Regions from separate parts of the Homo sapiens genome. Here regions 2 and 3 are each linked to region 1. Evidence: read pairs that join two places in POLR2A ChIA-PET (ENCODE). Cell type or tissue: CD4-positive, alpha-beta T cell. All regions are shown on one strand. Region 1 has its middle 35 kb from the start of E2F3. Region 2 overlaps E2F3 (E2F transcription factor 3). Region 3 overlaps E2F3 (E2F transcription factor 3).

Region 1 (5,000 bases):
TATGCATAAAACTTTGTCTACATTTCAAATAATTTCATTGAGGTCAATCCCTAGAAGTGAAATCATCGGGTCAAAAGACACAAACATTGTAGCAGTTTTGAAACATGACCCTAAAATTCTTTGCCACTCCTCTCATGGAGAACCAGGGTCTATTTTCCCTCCCTTTGAATCTGGGTAGACTTATGACAACATCAACCAAGAGAGTACTCTGCCATTCAGTGTGATGGCTGGAGGACTCATGCTTGGAGCCCTGAGCCACCATGTGAAAAATCGGGCTACCCTAAGGCCACCATGCTGTGAGGAGCCAAGCCACTTGAAGGCCACATGAATCATTCCACATACCTAGTTTTTGTATCACACCAGTCCAGGTGCCAAACTTGTGAGTGAACAAACCTTCAGTGGGTTCTAGGTACAGCTTCTGAGTCACCCCAAGCCTTCAAGTCCCCAGCCAAGGTACTACACATTACAGAGACAAACCATCCCCACTGTAGGCTATCCAAATCTGATCCACAGAATCTGCGAACACAATAAAATGGTTGTTTAAAGCCAAGGTTTCCGGGTAATTTTTTACACAGCTGTAGTAACTGGAACAAACATTTTTAGGGTTCTTGATATATGCTGTCAAATTGTTGTCTAAGCAGCTCATAGCAATTTGGCCTCCCACCTAGGATATATGAGTGTTCCCATCTCACTGCTCTTGATCCACACTGACAGATTTTAGAGTTTATCTCTTTTTTTCTTTTTACAGTTTTATTATAGAAAATAAATATTCACAAAAATTAGACAATAATATATTGAACACCCATGTACCTATCACCCAGTTTCAATAATTCCTGCTTATTTCATCTCTTCTGCTTCTTGTCCTGATTTCTACTTCCTATCAGCAGAGCAGTTATATGTCTTTTCTTCTCCTCCCCTTCTTCCTCCTCCTTCTTCTTCTTCTTCCTTCTTCTTTGAGAGAGGGTCTCACTCTATTGCCCAGGCTGGAGTTCAGTAGCATGATCCTAACTCATTGCAACATTGAACTCCTGGGCTCAAGTGATCCTTCAGCCTCACCCTTCCAAAGCGCTGGGATTACATGCGCCACCATACCCAGCAAAGCTGCTGTATTTCTAGATCACTCTTTTTAAGTAAAAGCACATTTGCTTCTCCTAGTCGGTGAAGACCAGGATTTTCCAGAAATAGCCAGATTAGACACTAAACAAATAAACAGCAATGGAAGAAGAAAGGAAGATAATAGCTACTATGTATTAAATAGGTACAATGAGCTAGGCACTACTCTAAACATATCATACAAAATAACTCATTTAAGTTTCATAGGGACCCTAAGAGGTGGGTAAAATTAATTCTCATCATCCCGTTTTACATATAAGGACATAGAGGTACAGGAAACAGCAATTTGTTAAAATTTGCACAGCTAGCTAGTATGTGGTGAAAACAGAAACTGAACTCAAGCAGTCAGGCTCCAAAGTCTATACTGATAAACACTGTACTACATCATTTTTTCTCCAGGGACACCTGATTCTGTGGCTGGCTACAGCAAATTAGTTAGTGTGGCACATTGATCCGATTCCCTGATCTACCATTACTTCGGTTATTGAGGAGATATTTGAAGGCTGGAGGTATAATATGTTGCCATTTGATTGGGTGGCTGGAGAAGTATGGCTGTTTATGTGCAGAGCCTCGTAAAGAAAAAGCCAGCCCAGGAAAGAATTATAGCTTAATAAGGTCAGGGTTTTTATTTCATAAGGAGTTGGGTCTCATCCATATTAAAAGAAAAAAAAATGTAACCTTTGGATTAATATGGAGGAATGGTGTTGCTTCATAGCTAATTCCTAAGGAAGTAACAGAAAAAGTAAAAAAAAAAAAACTCCTCAAAATCCACCAGCAGCAATCAGACGAGGAAAGGAGCACATGCTAATACCATAAGCCTCCAAAAAGGTGGTACAGGAAGAAAATAAGATTCTGGAGCTAAGCAGGACAGCATCTTGGCAGGGCTACCAATCCCAACTCTTTCACTCATGGGCCATAGAATCCCAAGCATTCTCATCAGTATTCTAAATCTGCAAAGAGCCCATCGGTATGCTTTATCCTTATCTTTTCTGTCTTCTGACTGCAGTGAATGAAAATGGCTGCTGGGGAGAAATTGGGTGAAACAGTCAACTGGAGTAACATGAATGAGAAGACTCCAGGGCTGTACTCTTAATTGGAGAAGGGAGCCAAAGCCTGTGGAAATGGGTACACCAGAGGGATGAACTGAGATAGAAATAAGCCCGGAGCTCAGGTTTTCTAATGAAGAAACATAGAAACATAGTCTCTGCTGAGCTCCCCCTGCCATGCCCAGAGGGTGCAAAAAAACAGGAAACACCCAGCCGCAAATTATAGCACTTTGGGGAAAACAAACTGGTCTCAGATAAGGTGGGAAGGCAGTCACGAAGTCACCCACACTCCATCAGAGCAAACAGGGGGTTTGACAGAGCTGCCCGAACTTGAGCAAGATGAAAAGAATCAGCCCTGGCAAGGAGGCAGTGGTGCCTGCGGGGATGGGGGTGGAGTGGGGGTGGAAGAGACACAGCCTCACAGAAGACAAACACACACTACAGCCGGCCTGAGAATTCAACTCAAGGAAAAGAAGTGGGGCTGGGTGCAGTGGCTCACACCTGTAATCCCAGCACTTTGGGAGATCCAGGCAGGAGGATTGCTTTAGCCCAGGAGTTCGAGACCAGCCTGGGCAACATAGTGAGTGAGACCTCATCTCTACAAAAAAAATAAAAAAATTATCCTGGTGTGGTAGCTAAATTTTTTCCCCTGAGTAGACCCAGCCACTCGGCAGGCTGAGGTGGGAGGATCGCTTGAGCCCAGCAGGTTGAAACTGCAGTGAGCCATGATTACGCCATTGCACTCCAGCCTGGGTGACAGAGCGAGATCCTGTCACAAAAAAAAAAAAAAATGGCAAAGAAGGAATCACCCTTACCAGAGTCTCAAGCACAAGGCAGAGCAACCAGGTGATGAGGGCTTTCAGAAGAGGCCTACTACAGAGAGGGGACATTGAGGAGAAGAGGAGGGAGGGTAGGAGAATATCCACAGGAGGCTTCCTCTTATCCCTTTGTATGATTCAAGGGAGTGAGCGAGTCAGCTCCCATTTTAGGACCGTTCCATAAACCCTTCAGAAGACAGCTATTTGAGCACCACAACATGTAGGGCAGTAAGCTCTTTTCATGAATGAACTCATCTAATCCTCACAGCAACCTTTAGATAGATATGATTATTGCTCCATTTTAGAGATAAGGAAACTTGCCCATGAGCACACAACTCTGGTCCCAGCAGGCTCTGGGTCCAGAGGCCTATCCATTATACTTCCTTGGCTCTCCTTTACTCAAAGAGAGGTCTAATCTTGCTCCAGAGGTGGAGGACCCCATGGCTTTACCAGGTAGGCAGAAAAACTAACCACAGACTGCCCAGCCTGGGAGAAGTTATGAGTTCTTTGATCCTCCTCCCCACTCCTAACCCCCGAGAGTTGCTGGGGAGAAAGGAGGACAGTGGCTCCATCCGGTTACACTCTCACAAACAAACCATATTTTCTATCTAAATAACCAGCTGAAATTAATCTGCTCTCTATTAAGTGTTAAGATCTTTCTCTTAGGTAAATGAAAATCCCTTCACCAACAGGTTTAGCTTCCCAGGCTGTAGACTACACCCATGCATAAAACACCCACACAGGCACACAGGGCTTGCAGCAGTGTTTTACACAGACATAATTATGACTCACAAATAAGCATGGCTGGAGCTAAAGAGCTCAACTAGAAATTACATAAGCATGGATGACATCCATTTTCTACTTGAGGAGTACTAACATGAAGCATTGTGGATTGGAGATTAAATTAACAGAAGGCAGAGTAGGCCATTTATTTGATGAATTCCTGCAAGTGGGGATCTGTCTTATAATCATGGGTCCACTGTGGGGGTGTAATAGTTCACCAATTAACAATAAACCCAATGATAAACCCAAAGGTTGCTTGCAGGAAGGCCCCTGGCCTGCAAATCAACGACTCTAAAAGTTTTTCTTTCTACACTTCATATCTGGTGTTCTAGAGTTGTTTATCTTTCCATGATCTCATTCCCACCTGTTTGCTGAAGAGAAGTGAGCTGATAAATTTTGATTGCTCCAAGAAAGTAGCCAAATTCTATCAAACTCAAGTTAAAAATAAGAAAGGAGGACACTGCTAGGACCCTCAGCTCAGAAGCATGGGGGAAACAGGAAGTGTCTACATCATGCAGGGTAGCAAAAGTGTTCCATCCAAAGGTTGTACGCTCCACTCTATTTAGCCCCGTCTGTCTTATTTGTTATTTAATTTGTTGTTTTTTTTTTTTTTTGAGACAGAGTCTCATTCTGTGGCCCCGGCTGGAGTGCAGTGGTGCAATCTCAGCTCACTATAACCTCCGGCCCCCAAGTTCAGGTGATTCTCCTGCTTCAGCCTCCCAAGTAGCTGGGATTACAGACGCGTGCCACCACGCCTTGCTAATTGTATTTTTTAGTAGAGATGGGTTTTCACTATGTTGGCCAGGCTGGTCTTAAACTCCTGGCCTCAAGTGATCTGCCCACCTTGGCCTCCCAAAGTGCTGGGATTACAGGCATGAGCCACTGCACCCGGCCACTCGTTAATCTTTTTCTAAAATTTTTGATGTATGAGTGTGTGGAAAACTTGTGAGAATAGGAGAGATAGAAGAAGTTGATTGTGGCCCTACCTCCAATGATCTATTTATTATTATTATTATTATTATTATTATTATTATTATTATTATTATTGCTTTCTGTATGGCATGTCCACATGTCGGCACATGTAAAGGTGTTAATTATGAAGACATAGAAGGTACAGGGTAGTAGTTACCTCAAATAAAGAACAATGACTGAGAGCTGTATTGGCACAGGTCACAGTCCCTTCCTGAGGGAGGTAGATCGATGCAGGAAATCATCACATATATTGGGAGACTCTGGGGGC
Region 2 (5,000 bases), 74 kb after region 1:
TGTTTCAAATTTTGGATACTCTAATTTGCATAATCTTACACATTCTCTTTCTCTATTTTTAACTCTATGTTTTCCCCATCAGATTTTTTTCTGTTAGGAGTTACAATATCTCTCTTCAACTGGGCTTTGCCTCAAGGTGTATAAACTTAAAGCATTATCTCCGGTGCAGTTTGTCAGTGTCTCGGCATATTTGAAATTTTTAGTACTGCATTTGGTATATGAAAGCTGCATCCTATGTAAGACCATAGGATATTTAAACAGATGTTCAAATTTCTATTGTGAAAATCCTAGCTCATTCCTTGCTAGAGATGAAGCACTGAGGACAGTACAATCACCACCTTAAAACAAACCACCTAAGCACAGCTTTGGCTGCACAGATTGGAAGGGAATCTGGTAATTACACTCTTTAGTTCTTCTGTGAATATAACCAATCTGGGCAATTTGGGCACCAGAGTGGATTTTTAGGCATGAATTATCTGGTTAAGTTAGCCAGATAATTGCCAGCTGTCTCCCGTGCTTTCTGCTCTGGAGACCCCAGCCGGAGTAATTGTCTTCTGTTTACTCATGCAAGCAAGTTGCTGGTTTCCATTTTCAAACAAAAACTAACTGCATGTTAGAATGGTATTTTAATTGAGCTATTTTTGTTGCTGATTCAGAGATTCCCCCACCCTTTGCCAAAGGAGTTGCCCAGATTAGAACCCATTAATTTAGTTGATTTGGGGGGTTCCTTGTTGACTTTGGGGAAGACATAAATATTATAAAAGAGATTTAGAAGTTGATGGTATAAGGTTTTCCGAAACATTCAAAACTTATCTCAAATTCTGACCAAACATTTTTCTACTAATTTTCCTAACTAAATGGAAACTCCAGCTGTATAAATAATGATTTTTGTTTGAAAACATTTTTTCTCTTGATTTTAGAACCATCGAGGGAATTAAATTATAAATAAGTAGCAGGAAAGAACAACTTTGTCAATGTGAAACAGAATGCAAAATTACTCACATTTTGAACTGAGTTCCAGAATGTAAAGCAACGCTTTAGCATGGGCTGCTGAAGCGAGCTGCTCTTTAGGGAGGAGGAGGAGGCTTACTGAGACGTTTTGTTTGTTTCTTTATTTTATTTATTAATGTATTTGCCATTTCTCCATTAGATCTGATTTTAATACTGTAAGTCTTTCCACTGATTACAAGTGCAGTGACATGTCCCTCTGCAACCATCATTTTCCTCCCATTTTTTCTTTTCTCTTTTTTAAAGAGACAGGGTCTCTGTCACCCAGGCTTGCATACAGTGGCGTGATCATAGCTCACTGCAGTCTCAAACTCTTGAGTTCAAGTGATCCTCCCACCTCAGCCTCCTGAGTAACTAGGACTAGGTGCATGCCACCAAAGCCTGGCTAATTTTTTAAATTTCTTTGTAGAGAGGGGTCTCACTATGTTGCCCAGGCTGGTGTCAAACTCCTGGGCTCAATCCTCCTGCCTCGGCCTCCCAGAACATTGGGGTTACAAGCATGAGCCACTGTACCTGGCCCTCCTCCAATTTTTTCTTAAGAAAAAAGAGAATTCATACTTCATTTACCTGACAGTCCTCATCCCATTTAAGTGTATACAATGGAAATACGTACATTTATGACCAATATTGGTCTCTTTCTTTCTGTAGGTTTGAGTTTTGATTATAGACTTCGATGGAGAAAGCAATGGCGCCACAACCCAGCCAGGGTGCCCTGCCAGGACTTCCTCATCTCTTGCAGTGAAACCCCCTTATCAAACATTACGTGCTATCTGGCCCCCTTTGTCATACTTTCTTGCACTCCACTTACTACATATCAAGGATTTGCCATGTTGTGGAAAAGTTGGTTTCATAACATATTTTGAACTCTTATTTAAGGGAGTTGTTTTTCTTATATTCTTCATTCCACAAATACTTAACCAAGGCATATTTTGCCACAGGTACATGACTTCCAAAGAAATCATAACTATAGTTATCCAAAAAAATTAAAATAATTTAGTAATGTCCACATCGTCTTAAACACTCTTCCAGAATGTTCCAAAGGAACAAATGGTTGCAGTGACTTTTAACTTTAGCCCCAGCCTACTTCCAGCTAAGGCAGTTCTCACTGCAGATATATGTATTCATTGGTCCAAAGAAAGAGAGAGGAAAACTTGGCTCCCGAGTATTTAGAGTGAATGATTCACGATTCTGTACATGGGAGTCTTGGCTCCTTCTCTGTCTCTCAGGCTTTTTGGTAGGAAGTCAATGATACCAGTAGAAAAAAGGCTGTTTTTCTGACTTAGGATTTGGTCCGCTCTCTGCAACCCACTAGAGAAACTGAAGTTTTCTTTCCATAATGATCTGAAGTGTTGATAGTTACCATCTCTGTAAAAGCTCATTAAAAAATGACTTATTTTCCTTTGGAAGGAGAGGTCACATGCTGGAGCTAGCAGTGGAATATCAGGACCAAGGATCATAAGCCTCCTGCTGTAACTCTGGTTTCCAGATTTATTTGAGCCTACTTCTGCCAGAAGTAAATTTGGTGGGCATCTTGAATGGAGAAATGAACAGATGATCAAGGAGAGGGAAAAGGGTCAGGAGTAGGGGTGGGAAGACCCCAAAATCCAGTGAAAAGGGTCAGGGGTAGGGGTGGGAAGCCCCAAAATCCAGTGTGGCAGATAAGGGGAGGCCCAAAATCCAGTGTGGCAGACAAGGGGTGAGGGCATCCGAAACACACAGTTTACTATTTTAACCATTTTTAGGTGTATGATTCAGTAGCATTGGCTACATTTACAATGTTATGCAAGCATCATCCATGTCCAGATTTTTTTCACCGTCTCTAACAGAAAATCTACCATTGAACAATAACTCCCCTCCCATCCCTCTAGTCCCTGGTAAGCTCTATTCTACTTTCTGTCTGTATGAACTTGACCACTCTAGATACCTCATATAAGTGGAATCATAAAATATTTACCCTTCTGTATCTGCCTTATTTCACTTAGCACAATGTCTTTAAGTTTCATTCATATTGTAGCATGTATCAGAATCTCATTCTTTTTATCTCTGAATAATATTCCATGGTATGTATAAGGCCCCATTTTGTTTATCTTTTCATTCATCAATGGACATTTGAGTTGTTTTCTTCTCTTGGCTATCGTGAATAATGATGCAATGAACATGGATGTATGAGAGTATCTTCTGTTTGAGTCCCCTTTTAAAATTCCTTTGGGTATATATCCAGAAGTAGAATTGCTGGTCATATGGTAATTCTGTGTTTAGCTTGTGTTTTTGTTTTTGTTTTTTTGAGATGGAATCTTGCTCTGTTGCCCAGGCTGGAGTGTAGTGGCATGACCTTGGCTCACTACAACCTCCACCTCCTGGGTTCAAGCGATTCTTCTGCCTCAACCTCCTAAGTAGCTGAGATCACGCGTGGGTAATTTTTTTTTTTTTTTTTTTTTTAGTACAGACAGCGTTTCACTGTGTTGGCCAGGCTGGTCTCGAACTCCTTACCTCAAGCCATCCACCCACCTTGGCCTCCCAACGTGCTGGGATTATAGGCATGAGCCACCGCTTCCGGCCATATGTTTAACTTTTTGAGGAACTATCAAACTGTTTTCCACAGCGGGTGCCCCATCTTACAATCCTACTAGCCATGCACTAGGGGATTGACGCGGATCCTTTCTTTGACCCATCCGCATGTCACCCAACCTTTTTTTTTTTTTGCTAACCAGCAGTTTGCTCAACAGGCCTCATCCTCATTCATCACTGGGTCTCCTTTTGCTGTTTGCCGAGTCTGCCTGCCCCTTTGGTGTTGGCTTTGGCTAGAGAAAGGAGCATATTTGTTTTGCTACTGACCTGGTTGGACATGCATGCCAGCCTGTTTATGAGGTGCTTTCTCTGGCTGAGGGAGTCAGGGGCTGTGCAACTGTATTCTTTAGTGTGAAGGTGAGCCAACACAGCGAAGTATGCTCGCCCTGCCTCCTCCAGAAACAATCTGCCTTTGAGTCTTTTCATTCTCCTGGTAACCGTCTTCTTAATAGCTGTGGCTTCATCTAAATGAAAAATTTATCTTGTGCTGCTTACCCAAAGGAGAGGCTCCTCACATGTCAGATATTATTTCACCAATTATCTCAGTAACTTCTGTGCTTTTTATTCCTGAAAGCAAAGTTGAGAATGATGCAGGTTTCCACAACATGCGGTGTTTCGTGCATTTTTATCCTTACGTAGTTACAAGAAACAAAGCAAAATTTAGAATTATTTGAAGTACTTTTAACACCCTCAATTTGATATGTTGTGTGTATATTTATATCTGGACACAATTCTTTTCATTGAACAGTATAGACAAAGCATTTAGAGGACAGTTAAGTTTCTCCAATAATCATGTTTAAACATATCTCAGGCCGGGTGAGGTGGCTCATGCCTGTAATCCCAGCACTTTGGGAGGCCGAGGCAGATTGGATCACCTGAGGTCAGGAGTTGGAGATCAGCCTGGAAAACATGGTGAAACCCCGTCTCTACTAAAAATAGAAAAATTGGCCGGGCATGGTGGCAGGCACCTGTAATCCCAGCTGTGCAGGAGACTGAGGCAGGAGAATCACTTGAACCTAGGAGGCAGAGGTTGCAGTGAGCCAAGATTGCGCCATTGCACTCCAGCCTGGGCGACAAGAGCAAACTGTCTCAAAAAAAAAAAAATCTCAAATCTATTTTTTAAATTTAACCTTTGAAACATTTGTGTAACGCAGGTGGCTCATGGGCACCACCATCTTCTTTTGGCAGATGAGGAAACAAACCTGTCTGTCAACACAGAAAGCTGGGTCTGCTCAAGAATTGCTGTGGGGTACAGTGGCAATAGCAGGGACAAGAGGGATGCAGGGGTCCTGTCTTCGTGTCTGTGGACCAGCCCTTCTCAAAGTCCACGGCTGCCCCTCTTGGCTCCATTCTTTGTCTCTTCATGGAATTGTTCTGTGGGAATAGTCTGCATATAGTGATTCTGCATTCCAACATCTAACTTC
Region 3 (5,000 bases), 53 kb after region 1:
AGTTGCTTTCCCCACTTTTCTCCAGACTTCTGGCATGTTTGACAATTATTTTTTCTTTTAATTCCTTCAGTTTTTATTGGCTTCTTACCTGGCATCATTAAAAAATTTTTATAGCTGCAATCAAATTGCCAACTGGATGGACAAGGCTTATCTGAAAATGAAATGGTAGCTCTCCTTTGTATGTCTGGTAATTTGGGTATTTAAAGATACAGTGAAAAGTAAATGAAATGAGAGACTATGGGAAAGTGTCCAGTGTGGAGCTGGGCACAGGGTGACCGTTTGATAAATGCTGGTACAGTCTTCCCCCCAATCCCAACTCATTATAAAAACCAATAAAGGCATTAAATAGACACCACGGTTCTTTGTGTGAAAAGCTTTGGATTACATACAGTCTGAATGAGTGAATACCATAATGTAAATTGTAACCAAAATAATAGAATCCAAAATCTTAAGTAATGACTTTGAATAAAAATAAGTGTTTTAAAAGTTAGTAACTTTTTAAAAAATAAGTGTAATTAAATAAACTTTTAAATTTAAAAAGATGTTACTTGATTTTTATTTCCTGATAATGGATTTAAAAAAAAAAAAAAAGGCCCAGATCAGACTGGCAGAAATACTTTTATTTCTGCACTAGCCCAAAGCCTGGATATGCTTATAAGGCATATAACCTGTCCATTTAACAGCTGTCATTTAATTCACAAACACTAATTAATTACAGCCATGTTAAAAGGGGTGTTTGGGACGGTTTGGTAGTTCCTTTTGAAGAAAACCTGTGTCTTGAAAATGCATATGAAAGATTACCAGGTTCTGTTATATATAGTCCAGGTTCGTCTTGGTGGTTCTATTCGAAAAATATCTCTCTGACCATCGGTGGGCATTTCCTCTCTCTTTCTGTCTACCTACAGCCAAAACAAGTTCTGGTTACAGTGACAGTTTTAAGTTTGCCATTTGTGGTTGGTTCTATTATAGAGGCTGGGGGAGGAAGGCAAGCAGTCCTCACTTCTTGCTTCCTGCCTTGCTCTAGAGTGTAAGGATCAGCTTCTCTAATCCCTTGACTTTTCACTGCTCTATGTAGTCAGGGTAGACAAGGGGTGGCCCTCAAACAACAGCCACCTCTGGAGGTCTAGCGTGACTAAACCACTGTCTTCTTTTCCAAATCCAGCACTGGGGACCGACGTGTGGGCCTCCCATCTGACTTGTGGAGTGAAAGAAATGGGAATAGAGCAGCGCTGTCCATATAGTCGAGTTTTGTAAATATTTGTCAGATGGAACTAGAGATGCATTATCACATTCGACAGTAACAAGTGGCAAGTGTTGAGCTCTTTTAAGTCTTGCTTTTTATTTCTTATAATATGCAAATAACTGTTAAAATGGCCAGCCAGTTGGCTGTCTGTTTTAGCTAAGGTAGGTCTCTTGCAATTTTTGCACCCTAGGGAGATCTCAATAGGAGTAGGTCTAGCCCTAAACTGTGCAGGATTAGGAATTCTGATTTACTGATCTGGAGGGCGGCTTTGTGTTAATCAGAGTTCTAAAGGCGGACAAACTAGACTGTGAACTTAATACTTACCCTGAGAAGTATAACTGCCAAGTGGACAGTTGCAGAAATTGGTTATTGCCTGTGTTCTCGATCAGAAGGTTATTAGCTGTGTCAGAGTAAAGGCATTGAATGATCCCATTAGTACCTTCCAGCTGTGGTCTCCTCTCTAGAGCGTACCTGCAGGGGAGGGAGTACTGCTAGCCACTTATGGAGCATATGGACACTGTCATTCACCCACCCAGGTGTCCAGTTCCATGACTCTGGTGTGAAACACTGAATTTGTTTGTTACCTTTTTTTTTTTGTAAGAAAATACTTGTTTTTAGTACCTGCTTATTATTTTTTTAAAATAAAAAATATATAAGGAAGTGGAGTGAAAATGAAAATACTTTCTTCATTCCCTCTTGATCTTGCTTCCTTCCCAGAGATAACCACAATCACAGCTTGGCCTTTCCTTTTTATAATCATTTGCAAATCTATATTTTATTTATATAAAAGTAAAAATGATTCAAAAATACAAAAGTGCACATCGTGGCTTGCCCTTTTGCTTAGTATTTCCAGAGACGTAATTCCCTATCTGTATATATTGTTGCTCATTATTCTTTGTAATAGCTGCGCTGCCACTCGTTATATAGATATGCCAGAATGTGTTTAGTTATTCCCATTTGATGGTCATTTCTGTCATTTTTCATTTTAACTATTGCTATTATGAACAGTGCTACATTGGATATCTATGTACATAAGTTTTTGTGCTTGTGTGTATTTCTGTAGGCTGCATTTCTAAGCGTTGAATTTTTATATCACAGGGCATGTATATTAAAATGCTGATAGATTAGATAGGTCCAAATTACCCTCCAAAAAGGCTGAACAAATTTATATTCCCACCACAAGTGTAGAGAGTTGCCTGTTTTCTCATACTTTTTCCAACACTAGGTAACATTAGTCTTTTTGCAGTTGCTGCTCATGCTAGATAGTACCTCCTTTTATTTATTTATTTATTTATTTATTTACTTACTTACTTACTTACTTATTTTGAGATGGAGTCTTGCTCTGTTGCCCAGGCTGGAGTGCAGTGGCATGATCTGGGCTCACTGCAACCTCCATTTCCCAGGTGTTCAAGCAATTCTCCTGCCTCAGCCTCCCCAGTAGCTGGACTACAGGCGCACGCCACCATGGCTGGCTACTTTTTTCATATTTTAGTAGAGTTGGGGTTTCACCGTGTTGCCCAGGCTGGTCTCAAACTCTTGAGCTCAGTCAATCTGCCCGCCTCAGCCTCCCAAAGTGCTGGGATTACAGGCGCAAGCTACTGTGCCCAGCCAATTTTTATTTATTTATTGAGACAGAGTCTCATTCTGTTGCCCAGGCTGGAGTGCAGTGGTGCAGTCTTGGCTCTCTGCGACCTCTGCTTCCCGGGCTCAAGTGATTCTTCCTCCTCAGCCTACTGAGTAGCTGGGACTAGTGGCGCATGCCATCACACCCGGCTACTTTTTGTATTTTTTGTAGAGATGAGGTTTTACCATGTTGCCCAGCCTGCCTCCTTATTTTACTTGTATGTTTTTTAAATTATTGCTGCTGCTACCACCACCACCGCTACTATTACTGCTACTGACTAATGTTTATTGAATGTTTTTATGTGTCAGGGATAGTTTTAAGCACGTTATATGAAATCACTAATTTAAACCTTAACATCTCTATAAAGTGGGTGTGATTATTGTCCACATTTTACAGATGATGAAAAAGACGAATTAGTAAATTTAAGTATCTGCCCTAATTTGCATTTCTGTGAGTAGCCTCTTTGAATTCTTTATCATTTTTGTGCCCAAGGCTATTTATAGTTTTCTTACTGAATTATTGGAACTTTTAATGAACTATAGATAATGGGCTTTCTCTGGTGTGTGTGTGTGTGTGTGTGTGTGTATAGTAAATACAGGCATACCTCAGAGATATTGCAGGTCTGATTCCAGAGCACAGCAATAAAGCAAATGTCACAATAAAGCAAGTCATATGGAGTCTTTGGTTTCCCAGTGCATATAAAGTTTACACTGTACTGTAGTCTATTCAGTGGGCAACAGCATTATATCAAAAACCAACGTACATATTCTTAACTTAAAAATACTATATTGCTACAAAATGCCAACAATCCCCTGAGCCTTCAGCGAGTCATCTTTTTGCTGGTGGAGGGTTTTGCCTTCACACTGAAGACTGTTGCTGTTTAGGGAAGAAGTCATTGAATGCTGGGGCAGCTGTGGCAATTTCTTCACATAAGAAAAAATCAAGTTTTCCACATTGATTGACTCTTCCTTTCATAAAAGATTTCTCTGTAGTATGTGATACTATTTGATAGCATTTTTCCCACACTAGACCTTCTTTCAAAATCAGAGTAATCCTTCCCAAACTGTCCTGCTGCTTTATCAACTAAATTTATGCAATATCCCAAATCCTTTGTTGTCATTTCAACATTGTTCACAGTCATCTTCCATCTCAAGAAATCGCTTTATTTGCTTATCCGTAAGAAGCAACTCCTCATCTATTCAAGTTTGAACATGAGATTGTAGCAGTTCAATCACCTATTAACGCTCCATTTTCATTCTAGTTCTCTTGCTACTTCCACCACATCGGCAGTTTCTCCACTAAGTCTTGAACCCCTGTCATCCATAAGGGTTGGGATCAACTTCTTCCGAACTTCTGTTAATATTGATATTTTGGCTTCCTCCCATTAACCATGAGTGTTGATATTGGCATCTAGAATGGAGACTCCTTTCCAGAAAGTTTGTAATTTACTTTATCCAGATCCTTTGGAGGAATCACTATTTATGGCAGCTATAACCTTACAAAATGTACTTCTTAAATAATAAGACTAGAAATTCAAAATTACTCCTTGATTTATGGGCTGCAGAATGGATGTTGTGTTACCAGCCATGAAAACATTAATCTCCTTGTACATCTCCATCAGAGTTTTTGTGTGACCAGGTCTATTGTCAATGAGTGGTAATATTGTGAAAGGAATCTTTTTTTCTGAGCAGTAGTTATCAACAATGGGCTTAAAATAGTCAGTAAACCATGCTGTAAACAGATGTGCTGTCATTCAAGCTTTATTACTTCACTGATAGATCACAGAGTAGATTTAACATAGTTCTTTTTTCTGACCTGGGCTGGTTCACCCCTCCTTAGGCAACCTGGTGGTCCCCCACTCCCAGGAGGTCGCCATATTGATGCCGAACTTAGTGCGGACACCCGATCGGCATAGCGCACTACAGCCCAGAACTCCTGGGCTCAAGCTATCCTCCCACCTCAGCCTCCTGAGTAGCTGGGACTACAGGCATGTGCCACCGCGCTCGGCGATCTAGCATAGTTCTTAAGGGCCCTAGGGTTTTTGAAATGGTAAACGATCATTGGCTTCAACTTAATGTCACCAATTGCATTAGCCCCTAACCAAAGAGTCAGCCTGTCTTTTGATGCTTTGAA

The links. ChIA-PET counts read pairs that join two places held together with the same protein. Peaks named below come from ENCODE experiments on the same cell type or tissue, not always from the same donor. Only the 100,000 strongest peaks of a DNase experiment are listed, where the experiment ranks them.
Region 2: POLR2A ChIA-PET joins it to region 1 with 8 read pairs; 3 of 35 experiments call an interaction of 5 or more read pairs at or near these places.
Region 3: POLR2A ChIA-PET joins it to region 1 with 5 read pairs; 19 of 35 experiments call an interaction of 5 or more read pairs at or near these places.

The regions. Positions count from the first base shown.
Region 1 is chr6:20,364,181-20,369,180 of GRCh38, forward strand. No RefSeq gene overlaps it. Among named protein-coding and RNA genes, the nearest start is that of E2F3, 35 kb to the right of the region's middle. In CD4-positive, alpha-beta T cell, no CTCF peak of the experiment used is centred here; a DNase peak (open chromatin) is centred at 2,481; H3K4me3 peaks cover 1,213 bases; H3K27ac peaks cover 3,303 bases.
Region 2 is chr6:20,438,301-20,443,300 of GRCh38, forward strand. The region is part of intron 1 of E2F3 (E2F transcription factor 3); the gene reads left to right. It overlaps E2F3-IT1 (E2F3 intronic transcript 1), which reads left to right. Exons shown (of 2, transcript NR_046776.1): 2 at 1,657-1,878. Among named protein-coding and RNA genes, the nearest start is that of E2F3-IT1, 3.0 kb to the left of the region's middle. In CD4-positive, alpha-beta T cell, no CTCF peak of the experiment used is centred here; no DNase peak of the experiment used is centred here.
Region 3 is chr6:20,417,013-20,422,012 of GRCh38, forward strand. All of the region lies in intron 1 of E2F3 (E2F transcription factor 3), which reads left to right. It also overlaps the pseudogene RN7SL128P. Among named protein-coding and RNA genes, the nearest start is that of E2F3, 18 kb to the left of the region's middle. RefSeq lists an enhancer at 1,033-1,102. In CD4-positive, alpha-beta T cell, no CTCF peak of the experiment used is centred here; no DNase peak of the experiment used is centred here.